Regions from separate parts of the Mus musculus genome. Here all the other regions are linked to region 2. A link is a loop called in an ENCODE intact Hi-C map of the cell type or tissue named here. Cell type or tissue: heart. All regions are shown on one strand.

What was found. Hi-C counts contacts between places; a loop is a spot of excess contacts. Peaks named below come from ENCODE experiments on the same cell type or tissue, not always from the same donor. Only the 100,000 strongest peaks of a DNase experiment are listed, where the experiment ranks them.
Region 1: it touches region 2 in a loop (13-fold over the local background); 7 of 42 quality-filtered maps call a loop at or near these places.
Region 3: a loop joins it to region 2, with 2.2 times the contacts of the local background. A loop is called at or near these places in 4 of 42 quality-filtered maps.

What each region holds. Positions count from the first base shown.
Region 1 is chr17:22,354,199-22,362,198 of GRCm38, reverse strand. Zfp944 (zinc finger protein 944) reads left to right here and starts at 799. Exons shown (of 6, transcript NM_176962.4): 1 at 799-1,031; 2 at 2,675-2,759; 3 at 3,211-3,376. Zfp758 (zinc finger protein 758) reads right to left here and starts at 746. Exons shown (of 3, transcript NM_001347330.1): 1 at 492-746. The coding sequence starts at 617. In heart, no CTCF peak of the experiment used is centred here; a DNase peak (open chromatin) is centred at 638; H3K4me3 peaks cover 2,007 bases; H3K27ac peaks cover 724 bases.
Region 2 is chr17:21,959,362-21,967,361 of GRCm38, reverse strand. Zfp942 (zinc finger protein 942) reads left to right here and starts at 4,898. Exons shown (of 6, transcript NM_001199048.1): 1 at 4,898-5,106. Zfp943 (zinc finger prtoein 943) reads right to left here and starts at 4,803. Exons shown (of 4, transcript NM_001025373.2): 1 at 4,543-4,803. It also overlaps the pseudogene Gm7805 and the pseudogene Gm7809. In heart, no CTCF peak of the experiment used is centred here; a DNase peak (open chromatin) is centred at 4,701; H3K4me3 peaks cover 2,344 bases; H3K27ac peaks cover 879 bases.
Region 3 is chr17:21,728,624-21,736,623 of GRCm38, reverse strand. It overlaps Zfp229 (zinc finger protein 229), which reads right to left and starts at 2,900. Exons shown (of 6, transcript NM_001164676.1): 1 at 2,666-2,900; 2 at 503-566. In heart, a CTCF peak has its summit at 3,045; a DNase peak (open chromatin) is centred at 2,913; H3K4me3 peaks cover 1,500 bases; H3K27ac peaks cover 1,404 bases.

The DNA of each region.
Region 1 (8,000 bases), 390 kb before region 2:
CAATAAAAAGTATGCTTAGTAAATAGTAATGTTTACAATCATAGCCGTAGCATAACACAAAGTATATTTTCTCGTTCAAAAAAGTGTGCACTGGTTCTTCATATGATTACTATATACACAAAGTTCTACATAGCAGGGTAAAACGTATCCTCTTGAATAAGCAATTAGTAAAACACAGGAGTTAGAAAATATGAATAAATTTACATTCCGTAAGCTTTGTGATTGACACAATAGCAAACAGCAGATAATACAACTGGTCTATCATTTTTAATGAGTTATTTTACGACTGAATATTCTGTTAACTGGAGGATAAATGAAAAAAAACCATGATAGACCAACTGTTCATAAGATCTCAACTTCCTGACAACTGTAAGAGATCCACATCAGAACTGTGAGAGCGGCGTCCATAAAAACAGCTGCGGAAGCCCCCCCCCCCCCCCCACCTCCCCGCTCCGCTCCCTCCCGTTTCCCAGCCCCGCAGCGCCTCTGACCTGGGACCTTCCAGGGCTGCGCTGCTGACTCTCCCAGGTCCGCAGCCACAAAACAGAGTCTGAGGAGCTTTCCGGTTTCCGAAGGAAACTGGGGCCGAAAAACCAGCGCTCAGTTCGAGTACACATGGATTACACAGGTAGCAAGGGGAGTGGTGGCTTTTCACGTCATTCTGGCCTGGACATTTGGAGCTGGCGACCTAGAAGAGAACGCAGCTGGACGGACTCTACCAACGTAATTAAGGAAGTGAAAGCGGCGGGCCTGAAGGCGTTAGCGCTGTCACGTGACCGGAACCGTGGTGTCCTGGGCGGGGCTAGGGGAGCCGCTCCAAAGATCGTGGCCAGAGACTGGGAACCGCGTCCCCTTAGGTACCTGTTGGAGCCAAGTTGTCTCTACTCCCACTGCGGGCGACTTACCCTGGCCTGGTTCTTTTCGAAGGCCGTAACTCTCCTCAGATGCGGTTTCCTGTGCTGACCTGGGAGAGTCAGCCATCAGCCGCGCAGCCGGGGGCACCGCAGCCCGGCGGCCCTGGAACCTTCCAGGTCAGAGGAGCTGCGGGGCTGGGAAATGGGCTGGAGCGGAGCAGGGGCTTGTTTTCTGCAGTTGCTCTTAAGGACGCCGCGCTCACAATTATGCTGTGGATTTTTATCATTGTCAGGAGGTTTGAGATCCTATGAACTGGGTGTATCGTGCTTTGTTTGTTTGTTTGTTTGTTTTCATTTATCTTATGGTTACCAGAATGATTTCCGAAAATAGTGTCGTAGAACATTTGCAGTACTGTAGTTTGCACACGGGGTTCTCTTTGTAACAGCAGTTACAAAGCTTCTCGAACTTAGATTTCTTAACTCCCTTGACCCATCATTTGCCTACTCAGGAGAGAGTGGCTTATGGCCTGGGAAATAGGCATCCTCAGAGGGCTTTGTAGGTAGAAGTAAAAAGAGGAACCAGGGCAGACTTGACTGACTCAGAAAGTAAGGGTCCAGACTTAACCAGGATGTGATTGGAAAGAGAGAGGTGGAGTTGGACAAAGGAAGAGAAGGGAAGAGAGAATAGGGGGCAAGAGAAGAAGCGGGAGCCAAGAAAGCACCTAGCCAAAGTTGTCTCCTTTGATACTGTTTGGTTTTGGATGCCAGGACAATGGACTGAGGTGCATATTTTAAATATCAAAGCAGACCTGACCTCAGGGTTCTACCAACCTGAGAGGCCCTGCCCTCAATCCTAACTTTTCAGCCCAGGGTCCTGGTTGCCCTTCCACTAGAGGTGCCTCCCTATATAATCCAAACGTTTTGGTCTCTATCTCTCTTCCTCCTCTTCTTCTTCCTCTTCCTCCTCTACTGTGGATGGGCCTGTTCTTGTGAACCAGTCCCCTAATGAATATAGGAGCCAATCACTGGGTGAGTACATGGGACTTTCAGGTTGGACATAGGAAGAGAGTAAACAAGAGAGAGTCGGGTCCTTTTGGAACCAAGACAGCATATGGGTAAGATGTAGCTGCTTGAGTGTCCCAGTATCATGGCAGATCCACAAGGATCAACCACTAGAAGAATAAGAGTACAAGGCTTACAAGATTAGGTTTTCAGGGTTGTGCCCAGAGATTGAGTTACTATTGTTTCTGAATTAAGTTTGTGTTGCATTATCCTTCACATAGTGGCTTGCATGGGTTCAAGAAAGAAAGGTACAGCAGCAAAGCGAGGGTTTGCCAGATGTGTACCACAAACGATGTGGGGGACTTAAAGCACAGGGTTGCTGTGGTAACAACCTGCCAGTGGGAACCTAGAGAGCTGGGTTGCAAGATTGTGGAGCTTGGAATCAGAGTCTCCAAGAGCTAAAAACAGGTTGACCATTGCACGCCAGTGCATGGCAGGCCAGGCCACCTGGGCAGAGACACAAGTGCCGAAACATGCCAGTTTGTTTTTTAATATTTCCCACAACACTCCTCCTCCTCCTTCTCTTTCTCCTCTTTCTTCTATTCCTCCTTCTCCTTTTCTTATTTCTAGAAGCCTGTTATTTTTCGCATGCCCTTCCCCCCCTCGCCTCCTATGGCAACTCTCCCAGCATTAATCACTGGGACCAGTGAACTAAACCAAGACCAGCTTCCCAATAAATTTGCTTTTAATATATTCTAATCTAGGTAGATTTAGCTGATTTCACAAATATGTTATATTTTCTCTTTCCTTCCTATTAGTTATGTTAATGGGCACCTGAGTTAGCAGTTTATCCGGAGTTTCTTTGAGACCTAATAAGGTCTTGGCCAGCCTGGTATGCATGCGGTAAGTGAATTAGATCTTGCTAATCTATTTTTTTAGCTAGAAAACTCAATATTAATTAACACAAAATTAGCCCTTTTTGAATAATTATGATTGCTCATTTACATTAGAAAAAAAGCACTGTGTCCATGCACATGTGGCTTAACTGATTTGTTTTCATTTCATGATTGGTTGACTGTGGACTTCTTGCAGAAGTAGAAATGCCTAGACCCTGCACTCAGGATTTTGTTCAGAGACCTCACTTAGGAGGAGTGCAACAGTATGAATGTTGTATGTAGGTCAGAATAATTTTCTTGCAGTCTCCCTTGCTCCTCTTCAGAGTTAAGGGAAAAACAACTCTGAGTGTGAACTGTGTATGGAAATGGGCCCCACATCTCATAGTTTAAAGGAAATCCTTAAAATAAAGAGAATTTTGTCATATTTTCTCTTTCCTTTATGTCTATCCTTTTGGCAGGTGTGAGCATCTATCAGTTTTGTTCCATGAAACGTTCCCGGTGCTTTCTGAAGAATCTCTTTCCCACATGCAGGTCTCCCACTGCTCAGCCAGTTCTGCTCACCTGTGAATGAGAACTAAGAGCCCTGGGTGATGAAGACAGAGGAGACTGTAGCCAAGGATCCAGGTATGTTTGAGGGATTGAGCAAGGTATGGTGTGGGTGTCAGGTGATAGTAGAAAGAGTATAAGACATGAAATTGCATTTGTCAGTGTCTCTTTAATTAAGGAGTCTAGACAGTTTCACTGTGAATAATATTGTATATTTTAAGGTAGATTTCCAGTTATAGGCTGCACAGGAAGCAGTTGGCTATTCTCAGTATTTGGTTAGTTTTGAGACTCTGAAATGACTGTTGCCCATTGAAAATAAAGAGTCTTTAATCCAGACTAAAAGCAGAACCTGGCTATGAGTATGAACCAAGACATTAGAACATGTAGCAAATTGAAATCCCTTGTAAGGCCCATTGATCTTCCTTTTTTTCCCTCAATTTTTTATTAGATATTTTCTTCATTTATATTTCAAATGCTATCCCAAAAGTCCCCTATACCCTCCCCCCCACCGGCCCGCCCTGCTCCTCTACCCACCCACTCACACTTCTTGGCCCTGGTGTTCCCCTGTACTGGGGCATGTAAAGTTAGCAAGACCAAGGGGCCTCTCCTCCCATTGATGGCCGACTAGACCATCTTCTGCTACATATGCAGCTAGAGACACGAGCTCTGGGGGTACTGGTTAGTTCATATATTTGTTCCACCTGTAGGGTTGCAGACCCCTTCAGTTCCTTGGATACTTTCTCTAGCTCCTTCATTAGGGGCCCTGTGTTCCATCCTGTAGATGAATGTGAGCAACCACTTTTGTATTTGCCAGGCATAGCCTCACATGAGACAGCTATATCAGGGTCCTTTCAGCAAAATCTTGCTGGCATGTGCAATAGTGTCTGCGATATTCCTTTTTGTTGACTTTTTTTTTCTTGAATTATGGACTAGTTGATGTAGTGTGTTAAGTTATTCCTGATTAGAGTAGAATAATTACAGTTTCCTTTTTTTTGTACTTTTTGTTTTAACTTTGTCTTTATTATTCTGAGGTATGTTCCTTCTGTCCTCACATTCTTTGGAGCTGTTGTACTGAATATATGTCATATTTTACCACAAGGCTTTCATGTATCTATTGACATAGTCATTTTTCTTCTCCCACTGCATCTACATCTTGGGTCTCTGACATCAATTAGTTGTAAATGTTGAAACTCTTATACTCTTGGTGTGAACTCAGCTTTCCTACCATTTCAGTATAACTTAAGAAACAGTACTCGTATCTGTAAAATGGCAGCTGGTCTGTGATTTTTCTTTACATATGTTTGTTTGTGCTTAACTTTTTCCTAGATAAGCCTTTTTAGGAGCATCGCTTTGGCTCTAGCATCTGTTATTTTTCTGTCAAACTGGCTAGCACCCTCAGAATAGTATCCAGGAGAATCTCAGTTGAATTTTGTTTTAGGAACATTAGTGAACCAGCCTCTCCAGGCCCTATGGACAAGGGGCCTAAATGGTCCCAGGCCTAGAGTGTGTATAAGTGAGCCTACTCATAGCTGGCAAGGAGTAATGCCTGTGAATCTCTGTGGAGAAGTCACCTTGGCTGAACAGCTGGTCATAATTCTAGTTTACTAATTGAAAGTGGGTGAGGGGCTTGTGGTAATCCTATTTGTTGATTATATAATTTACTTTTCCTAGCCTGCATCTGACATTCATTTCGAAACAGGGTTTCCCCCTGTACAACAGAGTACCAGGGCGTATCCCTATCTCTCCTGGAGGCCATGTCAACAAAGGCCTTGCTAACAAAATCAGAAGACATAACAACATAAAGAGATAAAGAGAGACATAACAACAGAAACTGATAAAATATTCTTACTACAAAAGCCTATACTCTACAAAACTGGAAAATCTAGATGAAATGGATGATTTTCAAGACAGATACTACATACCAAAGTTAAATACAGATCAGGTAAACTAAATAGTCCCATAACCCCTAAGGAAGTAGAAGCAGTTTTCAAATCCTATCCACCAAAAAAAGCCCAGGGCCAGATGGTTTTAGTGCAGAATTCTACCTGGCCTTCAAAGAAGAGCTAATACCAGTGTTCCTTAAACTATTCCACAAAATAGATACAGAAGGAACACTACCTAATTCATTCTATGAGGTCACAGTTACTCTGATACCTTAACCACACAAAGAAAGAGAACTTCAGAACAGTTTTGCTTATGAACATTAACACAAAAATAGTAAAATTCTCGTAAACACATCAAAACGATTATTCACCATGATCAAGTAGGCTTCTCTCCAGGGATACAGGGATGGTTCATTATACAAAAGTCCATGAACATCATCTACTATGTAAACAAACTCAAAGGAAAACATGATATGATCATCTCTTTAGATGCTGAACAATTCTTTGACAAAATACAATACCCCTTCATGGTAAAAGACTTGGAGCAATCAGGAATTCAAGGCAGATATCTAAACATAATGAAAGCAATATACAATAAACCAATAGCCAACATCGAATTAAATGGAGGGAATTTTGAAGCAATCTCACTAAAATCAGGGACAAGACGACGCTGCCCATTTGTTCTCTGTCTGTTCCACATAATACTTGAAATTCTAGCTAGAGCAGTAAGGCATCAATAGAAGATCAAGGAGATACAAATTGGAAAGGAAGAAGTCAAGGTATCACTATTTGCGGATGGTATGATAGTATACATTAATGACCCCCAAAATTCTACCAGTGAACTCCTAAAGTTGATAAACAACTTCTGCATTGTGGCTGGGTATAAAATTAACTGAAAGAAATCAACTGCCTTTCTATATACAGATAATACATGAGCTGAGAAAGAAGTTAGGAAACCAACACCCTTCACATTATGTCTTTAAAAAAAAAAAACACATGCATAATACTCCATTGTGTAAATGTACCACATTTGCTTTATTCATTGTTTTGTTCCTGGACATCTTTGTTGTTTCCAGTTTCTGGCTATTATAAATAAAGCTACAATGAGTGTGGTTGAACAAGGATCCTTGGAAGGTTGGAGTGTCCTTTGGCTATATGCCCTAGAGTTACAGGAATGGCTGAATCTTGAAGTAGTTTTATTCACTTCAGTTTGAGGAACTGCCACACTGATTTCCATAATGACTAGAATTTTGCAGTCCCACCAGCAATGGAGAAATTTTTTTATTGTTCCACATTCTCTCCAACTTGAGCTGTCACCGTTGTTATTGATGTTACCCATTCCAACAAGTATAAGATGGAATGAATCTCAAAGTAGTTTTGATTTGCATTTCCCTTAATGCAAAGGGTGTTGAACCTTTTATTAAGGGTTTCTTAGCCATTTGAGTTTCCTCCATCTAGAAATCTGTTTAGATTTTATGACTTTTAAATTTTTGATTATTTGGTTGTTTTGGATTTTTTTTCACATCTAGTTTCTTGAGTTGTTAATATATTTTGTGCATTCTCTATTAGATGTGGAATTGGTAATTTTTTTCCCATTGTATAGGCTGCTGCTTTATCCAAATGATGGGGCCCTGTGCCTTAAAGAAACTTCAGTTTCATGAGATCCCATTTATTAATTGTTGTCCTTAGTGATTGTGGTATTGGTGGGTTTTTTGTTTATTTGCTTGTTGTTGTTTTTAATAACATCTCCTGTGACAACATATCCGTTCTTTTTCCCACTCTTTCTTCTATCAGTGTGTCTGGTTTTATATTGAGGTCTTTTATCCACTGGCACCTGAGTTTTGTACTGGGTGACAAATACGGTTCCATTTGTATTCTTCTAGATGCAGACATCCAGTTAGACCAGCACCATGTTTTGAAGATACTATCCTTTTTCAGTATGTATTTCTGGCTTTTTTTTTTTAAATCAAAAATCATATGTCCATATGTATTTATGTGTTGGCCTTCAATTCAATTTCATTGATCAGGGTATCTATTTTTTATGCCATACTATGAGGTTTTTATAGTGTAATTCTGTAGGAAACTTGAAATTGCAAACTGTGAGACCCCCAGGATTTCAGTTATCATTCAGGATTTTTGTTGCTATCCTGTGGTTTTTTTGTTTTGTTTTTTTTCTTTTTGGTGTTTGTTTGTTTGAGTATATAATGGTGAAATTATCCATTCAAGATCTGTGGAAACTATGTTCAAATTTGTATGAGGAATGCATTGAAATCTCTATTTCTTTTGGTAGGATGGCCATGTTCACTATGTTAATTCTCCTTATCCCTGAGCATGGGAGATCTTTCCACCTTCTAATATCTTCTTCAATTTCTTTCTTCAAAGAATTAAAGATTTTATCATTTAAGTCTTTCAATTTCTAGCATACACGTACAACCAACATATTTTATTTTATTCAAGGATATTGTAAAGGCTGTTCTTTTCCTGATTGTTTTTTGTGTATGTGTAGACCTTTTGAATTTTATGCATTAATTTTGTTTTCAGCAACTTTTTGAAAAGTGATTTTCAGATATAGAAGTTCCCTGGTGGGGCTCTTTGGTCATTTATGGATACTTCCATATTATTTGTAAATATGGATACTTTGACTTCTTTCCAAGTTGTATCTTGATCTTCATTGTCTTATTGCTCATACTAAGACTGCAAGTACTATGTTGAATAGATATGGAGAGAGTAGACAGCCTCTTCTTGTTTCTGATTTTAGTACAATTGCTTTGAATTTCTGTTCATTTCTTCCTTCAAGACGTCCTGTAAATTGCCTGTAT
Region 2 (8,000 bases):
GACCAAATATTTTGTTAGACAAGCTTTGAACACCAATTATGTTTAATTCTTTCCTTTTCCATTCAAATGGTACCAGCTCCTCTGATTATTCTTATTCTTAAATTGCATTTATTCCTAAAATAGGCAGGGAATTTTACACTGAGTATAGTTGCTTAAGGCTGAGGGCATTTGGTTCTTGGGAATTAGTCAGCTCCACACTTTGAAGCACAGGTTCAAGTATCCAATCGTAGCTGGATGCTGTTGGGGAAGTTTTGTGAGGCTAGGGGTTGTCACAAGAAATTATGTAGAAATTTTCCACCCAGAGCAAAAATTAACAGTCTTCTATGGGAAGTTATAAAGCACAACTAGATTAGCCTGATCATACTGAGTCTGCTCCACACTCCCACGTACAGAAAAGATTGTCTTTAAGCATTCCAAGCGAGAATGCTGGGGTGATCATTGTTGCCCATGTGCCTTCTGATTGAGCTTTAATGCTGTTCCATGTTACATCTTTCCTTCACTCCAGAATTATTCTCTGAGGAGCAAGCATCTTATTCCAGGACTTTTCTGCTGTGGTCTAATGATATACTCAGCAGGGAATATGGCAGAGTCCAACCCTTTTCAGCCAGGGCTACACAGCGAAACTCTGCCTCAAATAATAAAAAGGCTACCAGCCTTCAATACATTGAGCATCATTCTAATACCAACTGTTGGGCAACAAAAGGTCTCGCCAGCAGCAAAGTAGTGATAGAAAAAAAAATTGGCTTAACTTCATCTCCATTGTTCAGGGAACAACAAATGGAAGCTTGACTTTGCCAAGACTTGAATTCCTTCAGGAATGACACTCATAAAAGACCAAGACCTCCTGATTGAACTGGATGTGGAGTGCTCTGTAGGCTGCACATTTTTTTTTTTTTTTTTGGCTTTGTAGTTTTCCTTTCTCAGTTAACACCTCACATTGAAACATTCCACATTCCCCAGCAGTGCAGGGCCAACTCAAGTTTACAGTCCTGACTGAAAGTCACCCTGCTTCTAGCTTATCTGAACCCCTGCCCCTCACTCCTATTTATTAAGTATAACACTACCAGGGAGATGAACTTTGAGTAAACTGTGCAATTGATAAAATCTACTCTGTTCTTTACGTTCTTGCTATTGTATCATACGTAATAGTATCACTTTTTCTACATTTTGGTCAAATAAATTTTTGCAGAAATTTAAAAAAGTTAAAAATTGCTAAGACTCAAGGAAATTTATAAGGAAGATTGAAAACAATTATGGCAGGTAAGAGAAAAAGCAGAATCTATCAACTTACAAAAGAAAGAATATTAACAAATGATCAAATGGTACATTTCCAGAAAACTATATGATCAACAGGAATGCATTTCACAAAAGTTTCCAAATATATAAAACAAGCAATGACAGAACTGTATGAAACAAATATACAGTGATACAGGTAAGCCTCAATGTCTACCACTGATTTTGATCCTTCTCTTACATTTTACAGCACACAAAATAAAAAAACCAGTAATGAGTAGCAGGCCTCTAGAAAACCACCCAGACAACAGCAGAAGACACACAATCTTCTTAAATTTCATGCAGCATTGTCCCCTGTGTCCACGTCAGAACAAGTCAGGAAGGCCAGGTGGTTCAAATCTTTTATCCCAGCTCTTGAGAGGCTGGGGAAGGGAGATCTCTAAGTACAATGGAAGCCTTATCTACAGAGTCACAGAACTGCCAGGACTACATAGACAAAGCGTCATAAATAAATAAATAAATAAATAGCAGTAACAAAAACAAAAAAGTCTTCAAATCTAGTAAAGACCTGAGTTTAGAAAATTTTATCATTAAGAATCTTGAATGTTGACATCAAAAGAAGACAGAGTATACATAAAAGACCCAAAAAAGACCCAAATACTGAGTCACAGCTAGAATGTTCTTATTTAATCATGTGAAGAAATATAAAAGGATGATTTTAAGATTTGAAATACCAAAATCCTACAGACATTTTGAAATATAAATAGAGAATTATTTCTATTATTCCAAGCACATTCATGAAATGTGAAACCATTAAGACTTTAAAAAATTAGAGAAGAATCAAAATCATGGGTGATTTCAAAATATATTAAAATTATAGCAAAATATTGACAGTTGACAAGAAGACAGACAACAGCAGATATCAATGGAAAGGTAATATAGATAGGTTTAATATTATGCAGAAATATTAATCAAATGTTATCAAAATTGAGCTGGCATTGTTTTAGGAAATGGAGAAATTAACCATAAAAGACAAGAGAACCTAAAGGAAATACAAAATGCTCCAAAACTCTAATATCAAGAAAAACTAAGAGGCATCCATTGTTCTGACAAACATAATTATAATAAGAAGATATGAATGGAAAAGAAACAGCATTCTTCACATACAAAACCAAATTAAATTATATTTGCCTCTGTATATTAATTCTTACATAGTCTTCTACTACTTACAATGGGAATATTCTGATGTTATTCATGGTGCAAATATCCAGAACTATTTGGAAGGAAATAGAATCTGGCCAAACCAATCTCATGTCCCCTTTCTACTGGGACTTGAAGCCCCTCCCAATCGTTCCTCATTCCCTCTAACATACAGGATCCTTTGCTACTCTTTCCTCTCTTCACCATCCAGGGCTCTCAGATTCACAGGTAAGTAGCACTGACTGGGCAGGGGGCCCCTGCATATGGGAAAGATTCATAAGAAAGCATTCAGAACTTTTCATGGTACAAAAATAAATGATGCGTCCTCAGGATTCGGGAGCCCATCATGGTATTCCTTATGACGTGGCTGTGGCTGCGGAACCGCCTCACTGGTCGCTATTGGCAGGTATAGGAGGTGCTGAAACATGCTCTACATTTTAAGATTTTAGGGGAAGGAAGAATCACTGCTACCTGCTGGCAGTCAGGGCGGTGACCAGAGCCTTCGTGTACGAAGTCCCACAGACTTAAGAAGCAGAACTTTGAGGACCCTCTGGATTAATCCAATTACAGCTGCCTCCCAGGAGCATGGCTTACAGTACCCCGAATTCACTGTCAACTTAATGAAGTGCCAGGTGGAGCTCAACCGGAAAGTACCTGTGGACCTGGCCATCTACGAACCATAGACGCTTAAATCTTTGGCTGCTTTGGCTAAGAGGAGGCAGCAGGAAGGATTTGCTGCAGCTTTGGGGGATGGAAAGGAGCCTGAAGGTATCTTTTCCAGAGTGGTACAGTACCACTGAAGGCTGCAGTGCTATAGAAACTGTTATAAATAAGACAGGACCAAAAGGACTGTCACCAGTAAGTCTGATTTGTATCTATTACCATTTTAGTAACAGGCCTGAGACGACAGGTGTTTACTCAGTAACACAGCCCCAAATTGTCCAGTAAAGATTGTACAAATAAAGCTTTTGCTGTGTTGAAAGTAAATAAATAAATACATAAATACATTCATGAATGATGCCTCCAAAAAGGAAACTGTGAAGGAAAGAGTAAATATCAGAAATAAAAATGTCCCTTTTAATCTAAAGATTTCATTTAACTATGTGAGATGTGAGTCTCATTCACACATAGCTCAGACACAAAGAGAGTCATTCTCCCAGGAATCCTGAAAAGAAAGCTGGAGAGACTGCAAGAAAACTATTGTCTCCCATAGAAACCAGACTGCTACACTTGTCCAAAGGGAGATCTCTGCAAAAATCCCTGTCAGCAGAGTCTAAGCATTCCCACTCCTACAGGATGTCCACAACCACAGGACTTGATGATAACAAACCCTACAATAAAAAAAAAAAAAAAAAAAAAAAAAAAAAAAAAAGCTTGGCCACATATGTAGGTGCAGAGCGCTTTTCTTCAACCACAGAGATCTTTTTTCTGATACAGGAGAGTGATCGTAGTTGTACAAAAGATGCTTTCTAAAACTTTAATCTATACTGGGTTTTCTAATCATAACAATAGAGTGGTCTGATACACTCACATAGCAATAGTGAGCTTGCCTGGCCCTAAGGTGTACCATAAGAACTCAGCATATGAAGACGCACTTCTGAATGCTTTATTTACATCCGAAACTGCATACAACACTAAAGTCTACTTAGTAAATATTAATGTTTACAATCACAACCATAGCATAACATAAAGTATATTTTCTCGTTCAAAAAAAAAAAGAATCTGTACTGGTTCTTCATATGGTTAGTATAAATACAAAGTTCTATTTAGCGAAGTAAAAGGTATTCTCTTGAATAAGCAATTAGTAAAACACGGGTGTTAGAAACATGAATACATTTACGTCCCGTATGCTTTGTGATTGACACAATAGCAAACAGCAGATAATGCAACTGCTCTATCATTTTTAATGAGTTATTTTACAACTGAATATTCTGATAACTGGAGGATAAATGAAAAAAAAAATCATGATAGACCCCCAGTTCACAGGATCTCAATTTCCCGACAACGGTAAGATAACAGAACTGTGAGAGCGGCATCCATAAAAGCAGCTGCGTAAAACACCCCGCTGCTCCGCTCCCTCCCGTTTCCCAGCCCCGCAGCGCCTCTGACCTGGGACCTTCCGGGGCCACCGGGCTGCGGTGCCCGCCGCTGCGCTGCTGACTCTCCCAGGTCCGCAGCCAGGAAACTGCGTCTGAGGAGCTTTCCGGTTTCCGGAGGAAACTGGGGCCGAAAAACCAGCGCTCAGTTCGAGTACACATGGATTACACAGGTAGCAAGGGGAATGGTGGCTTTTCACGTCATTCTGGCCTGGACATTTGGAGCTGGCGACCTAGAAGAGAACGCAGCTGGACGGACTCTACCAACGTAATTAAGGAAGTGAAAGCGGCGGGCCTGAAGGCGTTAGCGCTGTCACGTGACCGGAACCGTGGTGTCCTGGGCGGGGCTAGGGGAGCCGCTCCAAAGATCGTGGCCAGAGACTGGGAACCGCGTCCCCTTAGGTACCTGTTGGAGCCAAGTTGTCTCTACTCCCACTGCGGGCGACTTACCCTGGCCTGGTTCTTTTCGAAGGCCGTAAACTCTCCTCAGATGCGGTTTCCTGTGCTGACCTGGGAGAGTCAGCCATCAGCCGCGCAGCCGCGGGCACCGCAGCCCGGCGGCCCTGGAACCTTGCAGGTCAGAGGAGCTGCGGGGCTGGGAAATGGGCTGGAGCGGAGCAGGGGCTTGTTTTCTGCAGTTGCTCTTAAGGACGCCGCGCTCACAATTCTGCTGTGGATTTTTATCATTGTCAGGAGGTTTGAGATCCTATGAACTGGGTGTATCGTGGTTTGTTTGTTTGTTTGTTTGTTTGTTTCATTTATCTTATGGTTACCAGAATGGTTTCCGAAAATAGTGTCGTAGAACATTTGCAGTACTGTAGTTTGCACACGGGGTTCTCTTTGTTACAGCAGTTACAAAGCTTCTCGAACTTAGATTTCTTAACTCCCTTGACCCATCATTTGCCTACTCAGGAGAGAGTGGCCTCTGGCCTGGGAAATAGGCATTCCCAGAGAGCTTTGTAGATATTAGTCTTATGAGGAACCAGTACACATTTGAGTGAATCAGAAAATATACATTACGAAGCACCAAAATTATGACTGTAAACATTAAGTTTTACTGACCAAAGTTTTGCTCCCCGTTAGAGTTCCATCTTAGATGCATGCTCTCTTTGATGTAAATACAGCATTCAGACATGTGTCTTCATATGCTTAGTTATTAACATCACACCTTACGGCTGAATGAAAATGAGATGATGACTGTCCAAAGGTGTGGCTGAGGAGAAGGTTAATTGTAGGTCATGATAATGCTCAGATTAGCTGGAGAAAACAAACAAACAAACAATTCCACCATTTGAGTAAGGGTTGTTAAATACTAACCAAGAGATGGACTTTGGTCACATGCTCCAGAGCTTTATAAAGACAAACCTATAGGCCACCATACTTTCCCATGCATGAGGTTTTGCAATTTTCTCAAGAACTAAAACTCCCAGCATTCCAAGAAGGTACCTGGTTCTTGCGAAGGTGGTGCTTACACGGTATTTTTGGGTTTTACAGTATGAACCAGAAAACAACCAGAGGCCACTTGAAGAGTCCAGACTGAACTAGGTATGGGGGTCAGGGAGGGACCAAGAGAAAAACCAGGAGCCAGGAAAGCTTCTAGCCAAAAATGTCGACTTTGATGTGTTAATAGGCACTTAAGTTAGCCATTCCTCTTGTGATATAGTCCAGCCCAGTATGCATGCTGTGAGAGGAAGATGTTTTTATAGATAGAAAAGTCAGTATAGAGTTTTTAAAAATAGGAAAGCATCTTTTGAATAACTGTGATTGCTCACTTACATCAGAAAAATGTCTCCTTAGTTCAAGAAAAGCACTGTGTCCACGCACATGTGACCAAACTATTTTTTTTTGTTTTGTTTTATTTTGTTTTTATTTTTGTTTCATAGTTTGTTGTTAGTAGTTTCTCAGACTTTGGACTTCTTGTAGTTGTGAGAACACCTAGACCCTAGAGTCAGGGCTTTTTTTCACAGACCTGTTAGAGAAGTGCAGCAGCCTTGATTCTGTGGGTCAGAATAGTTTTCTTGTAGTCTTCCTTGCCCCTACTAAGAGGTCCTGGGAAAACAACTCTGCATTTGTGTGAACTGTGTATGAATGAGTCTCACATCTCATAGAGTAAAATGAAATCCTCACAGAAAACGAGACTTTGGCATGATATTTTCTCTTTCTTCCTCCATGTCTCCTTTGGACAAGTGTAACCATTTTTCATTTTTGTTTTATGAAAAGTTTCAGGTGCATTCTGAAGAATTTCTTTCCTATATACAGGCCTCCCACTGCTCAGCTAGATCTGCTCACAGCTGAGTAATAATCTACTGTGCAAATGTACTACATGTTCTTTATTTATTCTTCTGTTGAAGGTCATCTAGATTGATTCTAGTTTCTAAATATTGTGAATAAAGCTGCAATGAGCCTGGTTTAGCAAGGGTCCTTGGGTAGATTGAAGTGTCCTTTGGGTATATGCCCTGGACTGAGTAGATCTTGAAGTAGTCTGATTCCCATCAGTTTGAAAAACTGCCACACTGATTTCCTTAGTGGCTGTACAATTTTGCACTCCCTCTAACAATGGAGGGATGTTTCTATTGCTCCACATTTATATCAGCATAAGCTTTCACTTGTGACGTTGATTTTAGCTATTCTGACGATTATAAGATGGAATCTCAAAATAGTTTTGATTTGCATCTCCCTGAAGGCTAAAAGTGTTGAATATTTTAAAGTATATTTTGGCCATTTGAGTTCCCTCCATTTAGAATTCCATGTTTAGATTTGCAACCCATTTATAAATTGTATATTTGGTTGTTGTTTTTTTTTTTTTTCACAGCTAGATTCTTAGGTTCTTTTTGTAATTTTGGATATTAATTCTCTATTGGATATAGAAACCCTAGACCTCGTAGTTACTTTTCATATCCTGTTGCATCAGGAAAGTTTGTGGCCCAAGCTCACAAGCTTGAATAAAGAATCCCATGTACTTGCATCAGAATAAAATAAAATAAAAAGAATTGGTAAAAATCTTCTTACACTCTGTAGGCTGCTGCTTTCTCCAAATGATGGTGTCTTTTGCCTTATAGAAACTTTTCAGTTTCCTGAAGTCCCATATATTAGTTGTTTTTCTTAGCACCTATGTTATTTTTTTCTTTTGTTTTAAAGAACGTCTTCTTCTGTGACAGTATGTTCACTTTTATTCTCTTGTCAGATTCAATGTCTTTGGTTTTATGTTGAGGTCTTGATCCACTTGCACTTGAGTTTTGTGCTGGGTTATAAGTATGGATCCGTTTGAATTCTGCTAGATACAGACATCCAGGTTGACCAGCACTATTAGTTGAAAATGGGAAATCTTTTTTTTCATTTTGTATTTCTGGCATCTTTATCAAAAACCAGGTGGCCATGTATATTTATGTCTAGGTCTTTAGTTCATTTTCATTGATCAATGTGGCTGGTTTTCTCCCAATATTTTGAGGTTTTTATACTGTAGTTTTAAAG
Region 3 (8,000 bases), 230 kb after region 2:
AAGATTTATTTATTTATTATATGTAAGTACACTGTAGCTGTCTTCAGACACTCCAGAAGAGGGCGTCAGATCTTGTTACAGATGGTTGTGAGCCACCATGTGGTTGCTGGGATTTGAACTCCGGACCTTTGGAAGAGCAGTCGGGTGCTCTTACCCACTGAGCCATCTCACCAGCCCCTTCCTAATTTTATAATATGTTAAAATTATAGTAATGAAAACTATTTAATATTGGTCTCAAGACATGATCAATGATATGAATTCAAGATGGATACCATCTACCTCATGCACAGTCAAATAAAATTACATTTGCTTCTTACTATTAATTCTTAGATAGAAAGTCTTTCAGCACCTACAATAGGATAATCTCAAGAAAGCTATTCTCAGTGGAAGTCTCCAGAATCATTCCTAGTGAAACAGAATGTGGCAAAAATGAGTTTCACGTCCTGTTTCTACTGTCACTTAAGCCTCTCACCAATCCCTGCCTCAATTTCCCCCAACATACCTGGATCCTTTGTCTTCTCTCTCTTCACCATCCAGCACTCGCTGTTCCACTTCATCAGTGAGTCCTGGATATGAGAAAGAGATTTATCAATAAGTACCAGGATCCAGGATTTCTTTCTTTTCTTTTCTTTTTTTGGATTTTCGAGACAGGGTTTCTCTGTGCAGCCCTGACTGTCCTGTAACTCACTCTGTAGACCAGGCTGGCCTCGAACTCAGAAACCCGCCTGCCTCTGCCTCCCGAGTGCTGGGATTAAAGGTGTGTGCCACCACCGCCTGGCTAAGTACCAGGATTTCTAACACAGTACTATGCTCAATTAGATAAAGAGAAAACTAAATAGAGAATTTTACAAATGATTCCGCATTTGTCATGTGGTGTTAGAATACTGAAAAGATTCAGGGAGCTTTTCCAGTTTGTATAACTTGAATCCCACTTCTTATCACAGCTCAGCCAAAACTAAAGGGCAGGGAAGATTGTTTCATAGCTGTTGCTTGTTTAGAGGACCAAGGACCAGCACGCTCACCGTGGCTCACAACCATCTGTAATTCCAATCCCACGGTATCTGACCCCTTCTTCTGGCCTCTGTAGCACAAGGCATGAAAGTGGTGTAGACATACATGTAAGCAAAAACACACAAGCAAATACAAAATGTTTTAAAATTAAAAACCCCTCAAGAGCAGAAATGAAACTTCATGATTGGGATGACAATATTTTAAACTATTGAGTCTCTGAATTTACCATGGGGCAGAAATGAAAGAAACCCAACACTTCCCCAAATGAGAAACATGGGGAGTAAAGAACACTTCATAACAATGTCCTTTCCTGCTTTGAGAATCTCTCCCTGTAATGAGCTGTGGTGTGAAGTTCAGCCACACTGAGCTCACACACGTGCGGCCCCTTCCTTTGAGAAGGAAATTGAGGATGAGAAAATAATAGATCCAGAAAACTCTTCTCACACACAGTAACCAAAGGCTGTGCTTCTATTGTAATCATTCTAGAATAAGCACTCTGAGACACCACTGCCAGTGAAAGAATAGATGTCACAGATGGACCAAAGGTGGGAGAGCTCTGAAAGGCCTGGTCTCCAGGCCAGTTCCTATATGCATTTTATAGTCTATAAGCACAAGGTGGGGCCAGAAGGAAAGTAAGCAGGACTTCCCTGAAGCATCAAGGCAGTTAGCTTGGAGGTTTTTCAAATGCAGGTTACAGCTGACAGATGTAAGCTTTGCGGGTAAGGTAGGTAAGGGCAAGACTTTTGTTTCCGCCACCTCTCCAGGTCATTCTGTTCCAAGTAGCAAGATGAAGTTGCAGAACACTACAGCAGTGCTTTAAGTAAATCATTCAATAAATCAGTAATTCAGTATCAAATAAATGGTCTTTTCTACCTTATCCCACTTTAATTCTAACATGAAGTCTCTATGCAAAAAGCCCCGTGAAGAGAGTGTAGGCATTCCCTCTTTTCCTGGGACAAGTCCACAGCCACATCACTGGAGATCAACAAATCCTGAAATAAAAAGCAACACTTTGGCCACCTGCCCTTGAGTAAAGTGCAGGTTATGAACCAAGGGCACATTGAATTGGAGACTGTTTTCTGAAGTAAGTAAGCAGCCACAGTTATGCAAAGGTCCTTTCTACTGTGGTGCTTTGTCACTGAACATACTGTAGGGTCTGATATCTTCACACTCAGCATGCATAAGGTGACTTTCTGGACTCTAAGATGTAACATTAAGACCCTCACCTGGAATACAAGATTTTGAGTACTGTATTTACATCATAGAATGTGTGCATCTCAGATGTCAAGTTAGTGATAAAATTCTACAGAGTAAATATTAATGATTACAACTATAACTGTGGAGTTTGTGAAAATATATTTGTGATTCTTCTGTCGATCCTTATGTGACTAATATCTAACAAGTTTTTTAGGTTGACAATCCACCAGCTCTAAATGCTACTCTCTTGAAAAGCTTGGATAATTTAAAGTGTTTTGTTCTTTCCGAACTAACAAAGAGAATTGTGAGATTTTTAAGAGAATATGTTGAAAACCTTACAAGAAAAAAAAAAGTCAGGAATTGTCCAGTTCTTAGGAGCTCATGAGAGCAGAGTCCTAATGAGTAGCCCAGAAACCGATCACACCCTACTCCGCTCCAGCCCCGCAGCGCCTCTGACCTGGGAGGTTCCAGGGCCGCCGGGCTGCGGTTTCCGCCGCCGCGCTGCTGACTCTACCAGGATGCCCCGCGCGGCACCTGCGGCTCTCGGGAGTTTTCACGTCTCCGCAAGACCCTGGGCAGTGTCCTTGGCCCAGATTCTGCACTAGGTGTCCCCGGAAATTTCTGAGGGAAAGGCGAGTTTTGCTGAGGCCCTCTCCCGCTTTTGGGAATATGTTGCCTACTCTGGTCCCACCCACTATTAAGTGTCCTCTCACCGTACCCAATCCCGCCCACCTACTTCCTGTTCCGTTTACTTTCCCAAGGGTCCCAGCTATGTTGTTCTGAAAACTGCAAGTATCCAACGCCCACTGGGCGGCAGACACCTTAAGAAATGTCAATTGCCATGGGAAAGGGTGAAAAGGGGGCAGTGTTCTCTAAGGACGGCAAATTAGAGGCAGACTACAAAACAGTTCTAGAGACTGTTCAATGGCGTGAAAGCCCAAAGAAAGGGTTCAAATATCTGAACGAAACTTAAAAATGACAGAACAAAATGACTGGAGATCAAGAAATCACAAGCAAAGGGTGGAGAGAAAAATGAGGACTAAATAGATGAATCCAATAAGGCCAGGTGTTAAGGAAAACTTAATATGAAGTAACGGGGAAAAAGGAAATTCACTGGGCAGTAGTGTTGCAAGCCTGTAAAATCTCAGCACTCAGAAGGCAGAGCCAGGCCTGAGTTCAAGGCCAGCCTGGCCTACAGAGTGAGTTCCAGCACAGCCAGGGCTACATAACGAGATCCAGTCTTGAAAAAAAAAAAAAAAAGTAGAAGCTCTCAGTAAACATAGGCTATATTTCTTGGTAATCTGTTCCTGGCATTTTTGACTTCCTTAATTTTCCTGGTAAACGTTGTGCATGTCCCTTTGCGTGTGTCTATGTGTGTATGTGTTGTTGTTGTTTCTTCAGAGCAATATGTCTTCAGTGTTTATGTCACAGGTCGCGTGGAGTATCAACATCCTGAATCTTTGATGCTTTGATCTTGGGATTCTTTGTTTAAAGGCTTTCTGACAGCACATTGGCAGGCATCAATTTCTTTACAGACATTGAAAGGAATTCGACCCTCCCACCCTTTACTTGACATCAGGCACATACTGCTTTGGGTAAAGACACTGTTCTTCATGGGAAAACCTTGTCATTCCCATTACTGACTGGGACAACAAAACCCTTTTGCTCTTTAAGCAGAACATAAACAAATACTTCCGTGGCCAAGTGCCTCTCGTAGAAACTACAAAGTTAAGTTCTTCAGCCACTTAAGTGGCTAAATTTTATGAACACAGCATCAACACACATAAAATAGGACTCTAATTACAATGCTGCCTACTTGTGTTGGACTGATCAAATCTAAAATAGAACAAACATACAATTTGTGTTAAAAAAAATCAAGTAAAATATTTGGGGGTTATATCCCCCAGGGAAAAAGATTCCCAAGGAAGCCATCCCACTGAGTTACCAATTTCACAAAATAAGCCAAGTAATTATCCTTTGCTTCTCACATGCTGAAATAATAAAATATGAGTGCTTCAAATTAGAGGCAAGATATTTTTCCATTTAGCTTCAATGTTATACTAAAAATACTGTTTTACTTATTAAAAACAAATATGTACAGTTTTTAAACTTTAAAAACTATAGCCCATGTATTTTAGTCAAAATATAGATCAACAAACTGAAGAGATATCATTAAAGAAAAACAACAAAAACCAGTAACCCTAGATTACATTACACATCATTCGTTTTGTTTTGTTTGTTTTGTTTTGTTGGTTTTTTGAGGCAGGGTTTCTCTGTCTAGCCCTGGCTATCCTGGAACTTACTCTGTAGACCAGGCTGGCCTCAAACTCAGAAATCCGCCTGCCTCTGCCTCCCAAGTGCTTGGATTAAAGGTGTGTGCCACCACACATCATTCTTGACCAAGACTGAAAACTTGGCAATTTCCTGAGTGAAAACTATCAAACACCTTCTAATCTCTAAAACTGATCGTTTATTTAATTCCAAGTGTTTATCCATAAATACATGTACCTCACAACACTAAATTGACTCACCAGGAATCACACACACACAGTTAAAAGAGGTGAAAATGATGTAAACACACAATACTCATTCATGAAATCCTCAAAATAAATGAAAAGTTAAATAGAAAAAGAAGACTTGTTTCTTGAGAAACAGCAAGGAAAAATCATTTTCAAGTATGTTTTCAACTTGACTGAACTCCTTACTTGGGCTCTTTCATCCACTCAAATCTGACTCTTTGTTTGATTACTATCTCCCCGTTCTTTGCAGCCCAGGGTTCTTGGTTTAGCTCCTGGTCTACCTTAGACACGGTATGAGAAAGAGGCACATGGCCACTCCTGATTTATTCAGAAATTACAAGGATTTCTCACAGTACTGGTCTCAGATGAGACAGATGATGACCATATAAAGTTTGTCAACTGTTATTTACTGACATATTCTGGAACATACAGGAAAATCCTCAGTTTGTGCATGCTGAGTTCTACCACCAATGAACTGCTAGATGTTGTATTATTTAGTAATGCGTGCTTGAAATGACCACAATGAACAATAAAGATGCACAATACCTCCAGCCACTGAAATATATAGAAATGACAAGATAAGAACATGGATCTTCTTAATGACCAGAAATGCTCAATATGCAGTTCATGTTTTAATAAGAATTACTAAAGTAAGCTGGTGGGGGCCCATGCCTTTTATCTCAGAACTCAGGAATCAGAGGCAGACATATCTCGCTGAGTTCCAGGCCAGCCTGGGCTACAGAATAAGTTCCATGACAGCCAGGGTTACACAAAGAAACCCTGTCTCAGAAAACCAAAATATTACTGTAATTACTACTATTATTATTTGATGGGCTGACACATACCTTTAATCCCAGCACTCAGCAGGCAGAGGCAGGCAGATCTCCATGGGTTCAAGGTGATGCCGGGCGGTGGTGGCACACACCTTTAATCCCAGCACTCCGGAGGCAGAGGCAGGCGGATTTCTGAGTTTGAGGCCAGCCTGGTCTACAGAGTGAGTTCCAGGACAGCCAGGGCTACACAGAGAAACCCTGTCTTGAAAACAAAAAACAAAAACAAAACAGGGCTTGTGGAGAGCCGGTACGTGCTGCGAGCAATTGCATGCGTGCTGCCAGTAATCTCTGAGGAGAGCCGTGTGTGCCGCGAGCAATCGCCATTATAAGATGGCGCGGGCCTCCGCTGTGCCTAACTAGTAAACAAGTCCTGTACGCAGGTGCAAGAGTGAATTCACTCCTAGTCACTCCCATTCTCGGGGTGTAATAGTGGGGTGATGGGCAAGCAACGAACCAGGAGCTGTCACGCCATATCAGGTGCTGAAACGTCACGCTGCGGGTTATAAAAGCAGCGCCATTTTCCCGGTTTGGGATCTTCCTGAGAAGCAAGCAATAAAGCTCTTGCCGCGGAAGATTCTGGTTTGTTGCGTCTTTCTTGCCGGTCGAGCGGGACGCAATAAGGGCTACATGGTGAGACCCCATGTCTTTCTTTTTTATTTCTGTGATAAGAAACACACACACACACACACACACGTGCGCGTGCACGCAACACTGACCTAATTGGTTTTTTTTTTTTTTTTTCGAGACAGGGTTTCTCTGTGTAGCCCTGGCTGTCCTGGAACTCACTCTGTAGACCAGGCTGGCCTCGAACTCAGAAATCCGCCTGCCTCTGCCTCCCGAGTGCTGGGATTAAAGGTGTGCGCCACCACGCCCGGCTAACACTGACCTAATTGTAGTACTTAGTATATCTATACATTAACCCTCTATTCTTTCTTATAAGGAACATATCCAAATTCTATCTTTCTAATCATTTAAAGCATTACATGTTAGATTATGGTTTATATTTATCATGTTGTGGCAATTAACGTAACTTATCCATGCCACTAAGCAATAGCCTTGCCATTACTCATTATCTCATATTCTCTCCAGCCACTGACAACCAGCATTTACTTTCCCCATCTACCATCTATCTTCTATCATACTTATAATTAAGGTCATTTGTGGTTTGTATTCCATCTGTCTTCACATAATAGAGTCCACAAAGTTCTATTATATTATTATGGATGGGATCTTTCTATACATCTCTATGGTGGAATGGTATTTTACTCAGAAGGATCACATTTTATTGACTTATACATTTGTTGATGGACATTAAAGATGATCCCATGTTCTATGATTTAACAGTGACTATGTGCATCTCCAGTCCACACTGAATTACTTCCTTTGAGTGTGTCCAGGATTTGAACTGCATCCTCATAGTTAATGAAACTCCCTACTAGCTCTTCATAATGTTGTCCTGTATTCATGTCCATTGATAGAGCACTTTCATGCTGTATTGTCCAACATGATCACCAGCCCTAGTGATGTTTGCCTTTAAAATTATTACTTTGTACTGTACTGTCTCATTCATTTCATCCCATCTTTCTAATCATTATATATGTGGAACCTTATTTATCTGGGGGGCATTTGAATAACTTTTGAAAACTGTCTAGAAAGTAATTTATTTTTAATTGGGTCACTCATGCTGTAATGTTTTTAGTTGTATATATATATGTATATATGTATATATATATATATATATGTGTGTGTATATGTATATATATACACTTGCCTACATATAATTATGTCTTTGTGTATGGATGATAACCTGATTATGTTTTCCCTCTGAGAATAGTATTGAAATGTTGTATATAAAAATAGGATATGAGAGGATGGGAAGATAAGGAAGAAAGATCCCCAGGTCAAACCCTAATGAATCTTAGTACGGCACCAACAGTTTCATAGTACACTGTTATGCATTACTGTTGACATTGGTTGAAGAACAACTCAAAACTGTTATAAAAGAAATAGTGTGTTTTTAGAAATTAGAGACCAGTCTCCCATAGAGGCTGAGAAAATACATGAATCTTCAATTGTATTCATTACTAACGGGTAGTCTATATTTAGGTATCCTGAGAATATGAGAAGGTATTCATCCCATTAAATTGTACAACTTTACCTATTAACCATCGTCTCCTCATTCCCTCTCCAATGCTCTTGATCACCTGTAAGGAACACGACTCTGTGCTCTGAAACCCACATTATAGTTTCTGCAGGAAGGTGAGATGAGTACTACCCTGTGCAGCTACACTTCACTTAAGAATCTGCTCTAAGTGTTACTATGAATTCCTATGAATACCAGGGTTCTTACACTTTCACCATTTATTCATGGATGGATTACACAGTCGCTCTAATATTGTCAATGCACACCCCTATACACCTACATGCAGAGAGGAATACA